3 separate regions of the Homo sapiens genome follow, and all the other regions are linked to region 3. Evidence: chromatin contacts called from ENCODE Hi-C or POLR2A ChIA-PET data. All regions are on one chromosome and are shown on one strand. The core of a region is the stretch at or near the end of the contact, and the rest is flanking DNA. Distances in the headings are between cores, read along the strand shown.

Region 1 (3,430 bases), core at 421-2,920, 340 kb before region 3:
GACCATTTTTCTTGTGGTCTGTGTTTTGCTTGTCCTCTTGCATGCTTTGTACAAATTAAAATTATTTTGGTTATCTGAGCCTTGTTTAATTTTCCCTTGACTGTAAGTCCAGAGCATTTGGGTTATGTTTTCCTTTTCAGCAACTTCTGAATACTGAGAAGACAGAAAATGCATAAACAGTCTGATCATACTTCCTTTCCTGTAAGTTGGGTTCTTTTAAGATGAACATGTTCTAGAGGATATTAAGCTTGCATAGCAAGGAGTAATTCCATCAAAATATGACAGTGGTCAACAGCATATCTGCTAGAGGTGAGAGCAATGACTGTACCCCACTTCTCTTGGCCCTGGGTCTGCTGCTTATACTGTCCCTGAGCAGGAGTTTCACCCATTTAGTTTATCTATGTGAGAAATGTTCTGTTTGTGGCAGTTAAAGAAATGGCTATAGTATACCTCATGTATGTGCTATTTGAATACCATCCATTTTTGCCCTGACCATATCTTACCTTGTGATTTGAATTTTAAGAGAAGGCAAACTATCTCAGGTTTTAGTAGCTGAAAAAAAGGTTTTTGAAAAAAGCTCTGGCTTCACTATTCATCGCTTTTTAAAGTTTACTAATTCACAGCTAAAAACAAAGAAAGCAGAACCCCAGGTATTAAACAATTGAAAAGCCACATATCTGATGGACAGGAAATGTTGGACCAAAATCTGCTAGTGACTTAACTATCTGACCTTACCTCATCTGCTTGTCACCTTAGCTGCAACATGGGAAGAGCAGTGCAATTTTGTCTCTAAGGTCTACAAAGCCTTTGGCAATCTCAAATCTCAGTTCCACAAAATAAATACTCCCAACAATCTTTAGAGTCCTTTCCTCCCTTCTTTCCTATATAACACTGTATACAAATTCACATGTCAAGAGATTTTATGGCTCATCAAGTCTCAATGGTTCAAAAGAATGGAAAACCGTAATTGGAATTCCATGGGATTCAGATTTATTTGAGTCTGTTGTAGTTCACAAGTTGTAAGTATGCTGTAAAAGCAAATAAGTACTTAAAATGTTATACTAAATTCAAAGTACAATTAAACTGAAAAATTAACACCTAGGCAAAAAGTATTTAGACTGTTAATTTCAAAAGAGACTCTTTATTGTTTGTGGCTAGGATCTGATATAAGCCATTTAGCCCAGGTTGTAAAGATTTGTCTTACAGATTTGTTTTTTGTGGGTGCATGGTAAAACAGGGAGATTCCAAACTAGCTTTTAAGCCTTTTGCAGTCACCAGCTCTCTTCGGTCCTTTACCTGCTCAGGAAGTTGTTTCTTACTTCAGATGAGTAAGACATTTTTAGGAAAGTTCTTGTGGGTTTCTCACAGGAGGGACTGCCTTGTAGCAGGGAAATCAAGGTAAAGGGTAACCTCTCCTTACAGAGTGGCTAAGGTTAGGCACGCTAGAGACAGATCTTCAACAAGCTTAATCCTTTACTCCACTTCACAGCTGGGTGTCTGAGAACAGGAATTCTTCATGACTGCATCCTACAAAGGACCTCCTCTTTGGCCTGAGACAGCCCCCTATATGTCAGCCCAGCAGCACCAGATGATGAAGGAGCATCATCCCTATGGATAGACTAGCATAACCAGAAGAGTAACAGTAGCTGCTATAGGTTTGGCACTGTGCCAACTGCTTCATCACGTTTAAGCTTCAGGTTAAGAAGTGATGTTACTTTAAGCTGCCTTCCTTTCTGCATAAGTCCAGGTTGTTCTGAAGGCCAAATAATGGGTTTTTAAACTTACAGTTTGGGTGCTCTGATCTTGGCACAAGCCTTATTTGTCTTTTAACCTCAGGTTCTCCTTTCATAATAGACTTCTGAAGAATAAGTCTGCCATCTTTTTTGGAATGCTGCATTCAGTCATCTCCATTTACATTTCAGTTCCCATCTTTTCCATGAATGTTTCTTAACTTGTCTAACCCTGGCTGATTTTCCTTTTCTAAGTCCCCACAGCCCTTACAGCTTTATTACCTAAATATTCTACATTATTTTGTACTGCTTTCTAATTTGTTTTAGTATATTACTTTTGCCGTTAAGCCAACTGTAAGCTCCTTAAAGGAATAATACCTCTGTATCCCTCATATGGGTTGAACTCTGTGCATACTTGACCAAATGATAGAGAGGTAAAAAGAACCACTTCCTAGGGGAGTATAACCATCCCTTAGGCTGAGTGGTACCTAAAGTTCTCAGAATGACTTGTTATTAGAATGGAAGAAGGACAAGTAGAGTTTTGTTCCTCTTGTTCTTGTCACTTCTGGAAGGAGAACCATTTAGTGAAGAGAAGAATTCACTTGGAGACAAATTTAATTAAAGTCCAGATGGGGAAAATTGGCCAGAGAATCTTAACTTTGCCTGTGATTCTTTGCATCTGTGTTCAGCCTAATGAATTTTATTGAACTGTAAAAAGAATTTTATGGGGCAGAATTTGGGGGGAGATTAGTGGAGCCCCAAATCACTTGGCAAAGTTACTCTCACTTTTATTTGAAAGCCTCAAGAATAATATGCGACTTCAAACATAATGTATTTATTTTAATAATATGAGTGTTTGAAAAGTAGATAATTTTCCTTTTAGCAGCAGTGGATTCATTTTCACAAAATTCCACAGAGTAATTCACTTCTTCTGCCATTCCCAATTAACAGACTAACAAGTTAAGACTAAGGGACTTCCACAATATCTCACTGAATGGGTGTTTGTCTTCAGCAAGAAACCAGCAACTTTCTCATGTTCTCTCTAGGCTCCTGGACCAGGCAACTCCTTCCTTTTCTTCAAATTTAACAGGCAGACACTTAAGTCTTGCGAGCCCAAATGTGATGTTTTACATTCCACTTATGATCTCTGCTCAGAGATTTGTTTTTGTTTTGATTCACATAAAAAAGCATTTTAAAAAGAAAGAGAAAAACATATTTCACCTTTAAACTTTTGTTCCAGGACTGGTGGGCCATGAGACACAATAAATCTGGCAGATTTGCTTCTGTCAGGGCAGCCCATCTTAGAGGACTGACCTCAGCCTTGAGGCTGCTTTAGATACAGTGATTTGGAGCTCTCACAGGCCCAAGTGCTACAGCTGTGTTCATCTTTTCTCCATTTACATGTGGACTCTTTCCCTCAAATTACCCTCATTTTCTTTAGCTAATTTGTCTCTGTAGTGATATAATCAGTAGCTTTTATTTTTATATTGTCTCTTCTCTACTTGATCAGAGTTCCCATGAGGGTTATTGCTCATTATTCAATCTTTATTGAGTACTGAGAAATACTTGGGGTGGATGACATTGTTCCCTTTTTGTAATTTGTAGAAACCAAGGGAACAGGAGGCTCACCCAGTAAATGGATGGCAGAGCTAAGAAGAGTAGAACTCTGATTTATCCACCCATTATTCTTACTCTTTTAG
Region 2 (3,752 bases), core at 960-3,459, 370 kb before region 3:
GAATGTAAACTAGTACGAGCATGGAAAACAGTGTGGAGATTCCTTAAAGAACTAAAAGTAGATCTATCATTTGATCCAGCAGTCCCACTCCTGGGTATCTGCCCAGAGGAAAAGAAGTCATTATATGAAAAAGATACTTGCATATAAGTGTGTTTATGGCAGCACAATTCGCAATTGCAAAAATATGGAACCAGCTCAAATGTCCATCAGTCAATGAGCGGATAAAGAAAATGTGGTATATATACACCATGGAATACTACTCGGCCATGAAAAGGAATGAAATAATGGCATTCGTAGCAACCTGGATGGAATTGGAGACTATTGTTCTAAGTGAAGTAACTCAGGAATGGAAAACCAAACATTGTATGTTCTCACTCATAAGGAGGAGCTAAGCTATGAGGACACAGAGGCATAAGAATGATACAGTGCACTCTGGGGACTCAGGGGAAAGAGTGGGAGGGGTGTAAGGGATAAAAGACTACACATTGGGTACAGTGTACACTGCTCGAGTGATGGTTGCACCAGAATCTCAGAAGTCAGCACTAAAGAACTTATTCATGTAACCAAACACCACTTGTTCCCCAAAAACCTATTGAAATAAATAAATTAAAACAGGCCAAAAAAAAAAAAAAAAGATGGTCTCAGGTAACCCCTCAAATATCATACCAGGACCATTTGGCTATGAGGAGGAAGAAGAACTCACTAAAATAAGAAAACTAGTTTCAGTTTTTCAAAATATTGCCTCAAATAATAAGATAAGTTTTATTTCTCTTGATCAACAATTTTGACAATGAAATTTTAAATGATGCCACAAATAAAAGTGATTATCCCTGGAATGGCTGACTGCAATGCCAAAGGTTATTCCTGAATACATTTTTATGGTGGCATTCTAACTGTAAAACCTGGTACCTGATGGAATGTTGACAGATTTGTAAGTGCTCCCATGTAAATGGTGTTAATTCATTATCAAATTATGAAGTACTTAGAGGTGTTGGCCAGTTAACTCGCTAGACTCCCTCAAGATTCCTTACCCTACAGCATTGCCTTTGGGGGATGGCTGCTCTGATATATTGACTGCCCAAAAGCCTTACCCTTCTTGATGTACCTTGAGGAATGGAAAGGGTCCATCTGCTGGAAAGGAAAGGGCTTGAAGTTTAAGTAAAATGAATTTAAATGGGGTTTAAGGTTTGAGAACCTTAGTAAACTACTTGTCTTCCTTGCTCTTTCTTGTATTTGCTTCACTGTGCCATAAGTTGAATGGAGTCCTTTGTTTTGGTTCATCTAACTGCCTTATTTAATGTGTGTTCTGGACCCTTCCCAAGAAATGCTACAGATTTAAGTTGAGGGCCTGGGATTGAGAGAGAAACAGACCTTGTAGGTGTCAGACAGCCTACTTTAGCTCAGCCAAAGATTTAGGCATCTATGCTTTGCTACAGTTATAAAACCGGGAATCTTCCCACCCAATAAAATGGAAGTTTTTATTGAGCTTTCCTTTTAAATAAAAAGAAAACTTGGAGAATAAACCTTCTGTTTGTCATGCCAGCCACTAGAGGGTAGAATAGCCACATTTCCTACTACAGATGTAATTTAAAGAGAGGGACTATGGTCAGAATACATTTGCCAGTGCTTGTCAATACAGATGCTTTTTGACTTATGATGGGGTTAGAACCACATAAACCCACTGTGAGTTGAAAATATTAAAAGTTGAAAATATGTTTAATACACCTAACCTACTGAATATCATGGCTTTGCCTAGCCCACCTTAAACATGCTCAGAGAACACTTACATAAATCTACAATTGGGCAAAATTGTCTAGCAACACAGCACACTGTAGAGCAGGGGCCTCTAAACCCTGGGCCACGGACTGGTAGCAGTCCATGGCTTGTTAGGAGCCGAGCGGCAAGCAGAAGGTGAGTGGCAGGCAAGCGAGCATTACTGCCTGAGCTCTGCCTCCTGTCAGATCAGCAGTGGCATTAGATTCTCATAGGAGCACGAACCCTATTGTGAACTGCACATGCGAGGGGTCTAGGCTGAGCACTCTTTATGAGACTCTAGCTAATGCCTAATGATCTGAGTGGACAGTTTCATCCTGAAACCATCCCCCCAACCCCCCGCCCATGGAAAAATTGTCTTCCATGAAAACAGTCCCTTGTGCCAAATTGGGAACTGCTGCTGTACAGTATCGGTTGTTTACCCTCATGATTGTGTGGCTGACTGGGAGCTGTGGCTCACTGCCACTACCCAGCACTGGGAGAGAGTATCTTACAGCATATTGCTAGCCCAGAAAAAGATCAAAATTTGAAGTACCGTTTTAGGGCACAATTAACCAGCAGAAGAGTTTGTTAAAATGCAGCTTTCTGGGCCCTACGCCCCCAGAGGTTCTCATTGGATAGCTCTGAGTGGAACTTAATATCAGGGGATTCTCACACAGGTATCTTGGATTTTACTCTGAGATACGCTGATCTATAAGAGTTTTGGGGCATGCATTTTTGCCTATCTTTTCTCTTGGGATTACAAAGCAAAATGATTATTTGGAGGAAAAAAATCTTAATAACAGAAACCAGGGTATAGGAAAAAGCTAGAGTGTTGGTTAATTTAAAGGTCTTTCCCTGCCTTTGTCTAACATATTTCAAAGGAGACTCACTTTGTAAATATTCAGAATCAAAGAAGCTACTAAAACGTTTTTATTGGGAGTTTTACTTCAACCAGTAAAGACCATAGAATCCTTAGACTACAAATCTCTAAAATTTTTGATAAAATATCCCTTCTATGACCATCTCACAGCTCCCCTAATTTTATCCTTTATGGGTTATGTATGTGGTTTAGCTCTGTGTCCTCACCCAAATCTCCTAACTGAAATCCCCGTTTGGATCGTGGGGTGGTTTCCCCTGCTGTTCTTGTGATACTGAGGGAGTTCTCATGAGACCTGATGGTTTAAAAGTGGCAGTTTCCCCTGTGCACTCTCTCGCTCTCTTGCTGCCAGGTGAGATGTGCCTTAGCTTTTCTTTGCCTCCTGCCATGATTGTAAGTTTCCTGAGGCCTCCCCCAGCCATGAGGAATGGTGAGTCAATAAAACCTTTCTTCTTGATAAATTACCCAGTCTCAGGTATTCTTTATAGCAGTATAAAAATGGACTAATAAAACTGGTGTCATGAAGACCCCAAGCCTAATGTCTTAGCATTGTAAAATATAGTTGTGGAGACCTTACAAAGAGTGTATGTAATTTTATCATGATCTTGATTGAACAAGTATCAAGATTCTTTCTTATGTGTACAGATTCAAGTGTAGTAATGCACAATGTCCTTCTAGTAAGGATGACAATTTTATTTTTGTCAGTGCCCCTAGAGAGCAGTGGCATCCTCCTGGGGAAAGTTTTGCCATTGCTTTTAAATAGAAAAAACATGATAAAATCATTCGAATCTGTGATAGGATTCTACCTTTTAAAGAGTTAAAGAGATAGTGGGAATGTGAGTAAAATGAAACTTCGTTCTGAAGCGAGGACTTAGACCAATGAAAGAATGGTATGAGTTTTTCAGAGAGACGAAAAAACAGTCTATCTTCTGTGAGCCCTCATGGACCAAAGAATACAACCCTCCACCCCCACATATTTCATATGAAGATTTCTGAAGATTTTCCAGTGTCACTTCCTCTTTCCTTCCTGGTTTTTGGGGGAGTTCTATGATTATCTGTCAATGAAAAAGGAAGTTCTGTAATCTTCCAATCTCTTTCTCTCTCTCCTCTCTCACACGCA
Region 3 (3,471 bases), core at 329-2,828:
GTAACTAGGAAGATAAAGGTTAGTTTAGCAAGGGTTTTTGTTGTTGTTGTTGTTGTTTTGTTTTTGTATAGATTTCTCTCAGTCTTGACTCTGTCTGGGAGGCCGAGGCAGGCAGATCATGAGGTCAGGAGTTCGAGACCAGCCTGACCAACATGGTGAAACCACATCTCTACTGAAAATACAAAAAAAATTAGCCAGGCATGGTGGCGCATACCTGTAATCCCAGCTACTCAGGAGGGTGAGGCAGGAGAATCACTTGAACCCGGGAGGCGGAGGTTGCAGTGAGCCGAGATCGCGCCACTGCACTCCAGCCTAGGCAACAGAGTGAGACTCCGTCTCAAAAAAAAAAAGAAAGAAAGAAAGATTAAATAACACTGGGCCTAGAGATCTGTTAAAAAAACTGTGAGGAGAAGCATGCCAGATAGGATGGGAGGAGATGGAAGACTATGAAAATAGAGAGGAGTTTGATAAGTAAATATAGACTAAAAATTACTAAAACTGAGACTATAGAACCTTTTATTGTAGGGAAAAGTATCATAGACCACAGGAGCTGTGGACTCAAGGGACAGGTCCAGTTCATCCAAATCCACGTGAGGTGTGCAACAGGCTCTGCACTGAAGATGCCGTGTTCCCCCCTCCCTTAGGCACAAAGCCAGCATGTGGGAGTTAGTGCCCTAATGATTAGGAATATATGGTCCAACTTAGGAGACATATGTTTATTTTTACTTTCATTTACATATTTACTTTTGAGACAGGGTCTTGCTCTGTTGCCCAGGCTGGAGTACAGTGGCGCAGTCACATCTCATTGCAGTCCTGACCTCCTGGATTCAGGTGATCTTCCCACCTCAGTCTCTCAAGTAGCTTGGACTATAGGCACTCACTACCATGCCCAGCTAATTCTCTCTCTCTTTTTTTTTTTCAGAGATGGGGTCTCCCTTGTTGCCCAGGCTGACACATGCTTAAATATAAGAGTCTGAATTTTTTCACTTAATGTAAAAATACAAATGTAGTTCTTGATTTGAAAACAAACAGGCTTTAACTTTAGCATGGCACCAAACACTACCTTTAAGAAATTATATATTTAAATACAATTTACACTAACTCTGGTCTTTAGATTTAATTTTCAAGTCTCCTCCTGATTCTCCCTGAGGTAGCATTCTCTGGAGGCAGAATCATTCCAGGCCTTTTACACGACTTTGAAATTGCAGCCCAGTTAGCACCGCTGTGTTCATCCTCCCAAGGCTCCTGGCTAGTTGTTCAATGGGACCCCCAATGGGTCAATTTTAACACAAAATTGTCCACCTCCTTAGTTTCTTTACCTTTCAGGGAGGCTGAATAAGAAATTCTTGAGGAGAAGGGAATGATGGCATGTGCTCCAGTTCCCTGCTCCAACTTTTCTTCTTTTCCATCCTAGAACAGGTATGTGGACATTTCCATTCTGACAGGGAAGTGGGAGCATTTCTCAGTCAGAAAGGCCCCCACTGATGAGACATGATCTCTGCCTCTCAGCTTTTTGTCTCCTTTTGTTTACTGACCAGGAGGAGGTATGACTTCAGTTAGTCCCTTTAGCAGGGTGTCTAGTTCTATGAAAATGAAAATGAAAGCCACAAATTGCCTCTCATGGAGCATTATAGGTACAGATCAAAGAGTAAACCCTTTGAATAAGAATTTCAGCAAACTCCTCTCTCCCTCAAAAAAATTGAAGCAGAGGTTGAAAGTTGCTTAAAACTGGTCTCTCAAGGTGGGCCTTCTGATTCTGTCAATTTTGGGACTGCCTTACCATTAAAGCAGTTATGGGTGCATTCGAGGAGCAGGAAAAAACTTCATGCACTACTATCCCACGATGTGTTACAATGACCTTGGGGTTGGCAGGATGAGGAAGGGAGGCATGTTCCCAATAACAGAGACATTCTGTTTCTCCTCTCTGGACATGCTTTCCCTGGGTGACTTCATTCACAGTCATGTCTTAATGCTAATCCCTCTCAAATCAAAATTTTTTGTGTACATAGAACTTCAATCCTAAGCTTCAGGCCTATAACTGCACTACCTGGGTACAGCTCTGGTGTGAGTATTATCCAACCAGACTAAGAAAGTGCCTACCATTTCTAAGGGGAAAAAAGATGTTCTGTGTATGAGGAGAAGACCTTCTCATATAGAACTGAGGGAGGGAGAAAACAGGCAGATGGGTTGAGGTGGCACCCAAGGACCTGGTGACAATGAGGAATTCTGATGGAAAAGAAGAGAGAGAACTAGTTTCATACTAATTTTCCTTGTGCCTTTAAATAGCACGTTGCCAAGTGATTTGAGGCCCTTTAATAGCTTTGCTGGGAAATGCCTCCTTCCTGTGCCGTTGCTATGAGAAGCCTTTCTTTGTTTATTAGTTTGGTTTACAAAAGGCACCAGATGTTTAAAAACCTCAGGCCACATGTATAATCAAAATGACATCATTAAAATGCTAATGATAGCAAACCCACTTCAAACACTTTCTCCCCAGCATGGGGATACTGGCCTTTCCAAAACCCAAATGAATGTACCACCTTTAGTTCGACTACCAAAAATGTTTTGTGATCTTTTTGTTTGCTTGTTCTTCACTCCCCTTAAAGAATTTTCCCTGAGGTAGGAATTCAAACCTTAGCCTACTAAAGGACTATAGCCTGCCCTGGGTCTTCTAATTCATATATAAAAATTTAGGTTTGTATGATTGTAATTTCCTTGGGTTTGCCAAAGGAAATTAAATATATTTGTTCATTATCAGTTGTCTATAAGTCATTCAGATCTGTGTCAGAATCTCTTTCGTAGCTTACAACTATGTAGAGGGAAGGCTTGTTTTTATTTTCATTCCAGCAAGATACAGAGTAGTGCTTGGTAAAGATTAAGTTGCAGCATATGAGATTAGATATTTAACCATTTTTTTACCTATAAAAAAGAGCAATTTTATATGTGTCAACCTAATATATTCAGTATATGCAATACTAGAAATGTGAAGTGTTGAGTCAGATTCTTAACAGGTCTTCTTAGACTTCCCAGTAACCAGGTTCCACGGAGAAAAATCAGTTGTTCTCTCCACCCTGACATGGTGTGGGGGTAATAGCCTTTTCTTAGGTCTTGCCTACACAGTGACAGGAGCTATGACATGGTTGGCCTCCTTTGCCATGATGGCAATTCACATCATGCTGAAAAACAAGAAAATGTCCTTCTTCCATCAATAAAGTCAAGCTTTAAAAAGAAAAGGAGGAAACAAAACTGGACAGTGAAGTAACAGAACCAAAGATCTCTGAAGGGCTGGAGATGACTGGGATGTTTCAACAAGGGGAACTAGGTTGACTGAACTAAAATCAATTTCAAATAGACAATGAAGAGAATTTTAGAGTTAAAAAGAAGAAGGAAGAAGAGGGGAGGCATAATTATACGTAGTAAAATGTCCTTGGTGTGGGGAGAATAAGTCACTCTTGAGCTCTAGACCAGTTTTCC

Evidence for each region. Hi-C counts contacts between places; a loop is a spot of excess contacts on that map. ChIA-PET counts read pairs that join two places held with the same protein, here RNA polymerase II (POLR2A). Pooled maps may share reads with other maps.
Region 1: a loop to region 3 is called in a map of naive thymus-derived CD4-positive, alpha-beta T cell, with 5 times the contacts of the local background. The contact joins two enhancer-like sites. A Hi-C loop is called at or near these places in 1 of 168 maps with a recorded cell type or tissue (naive thymus-derived CD4-positive, alpha-beta T cell) and 9 of 50 pooled maps. POLR2A ChIA-PET finds 5 or more read pairs at or near these places in 2 of 52 experiments (H1 and activated T-cell).
Region 2: a pooled map shows a loop between it and region 3 (5-fold over the local background). The contact joins two enhancer-like sites. A Hi-C loop is called at or near these places in 7 of 50 pooled maps. POLR2A ChIA-PET finds 5 or more read pairs at or near these places in 5 of 52 experiments (H1, HEK293, HEK293T and 2 more).

The regions. Positions count from the first base shown.
Region 1 is chr3:99,866,861-99,870,290 of GRCh38, forward strand. The region is part of intron 1 of CMSS1 (cms1 ribosomal small subunit homolog); the gene reads left to right. The region is part of intron 4 of FILIP1L (filamin A interacting protein 1 like); the gene reads right to left. The region is part of intron 1 of LOC105374010 (a long non-coding RNA gene); the gene reads left to right. Among named protein-coding and RNA genes, the nearest start is that of HP09053, 45 kb to the left of the region's middle. RefSeq lists a silencer at 1,285-1,579. Within about 2 kb of position 1,671, at least 7 of the 41 ENCODE cell types and tissues checked have a DNase peak (open chromatin) inside an H3K27ac peak, as active enhancers do.
Region 2 is chr3:99,841,887-99,845,638 of GRCh38, forward strand. The region is part of intron 1 of CMSS1 (cms1 ribosomal small subunit homolog); the gene reads left to right. All of the region lies in intron 5 of FILIP1L (filamin A interacting protein 1 like), which reads right to left. All of the region lies in intron 1 of LOC105374010 (a long non-coding RNA gene), which reads left to right. Among named protein-coding and RNA genes, the nearest start is that of HP09053, 20 kb to the left of the region's middle. RefSeq lists an enhancer at 1,609-2,110. Within about 2 kb of position 2,210, at least 7 of the 41 ENCODE cell types and tissues checked have a DNase peak (open chromatin) inside an H3K27ac peak, as active enhancers do.
Region 3 is chr3:100,208,558-100,212,028 of GRCh38, forward strand. No RefSeq gene overlaps it. Among named protein-coding and RNA genes, the nearest start is that of TBC1D23, 51 kb to the right of the region's middle. RefSeq lists a silencer at 1,424-1,473. Within about 2 kb of position 1,579, at least 4 of the 41 ENCODE cell types and tissues checked have a DNase peak (open chromatin) inside an H3K27ac peak, as active enhancers do.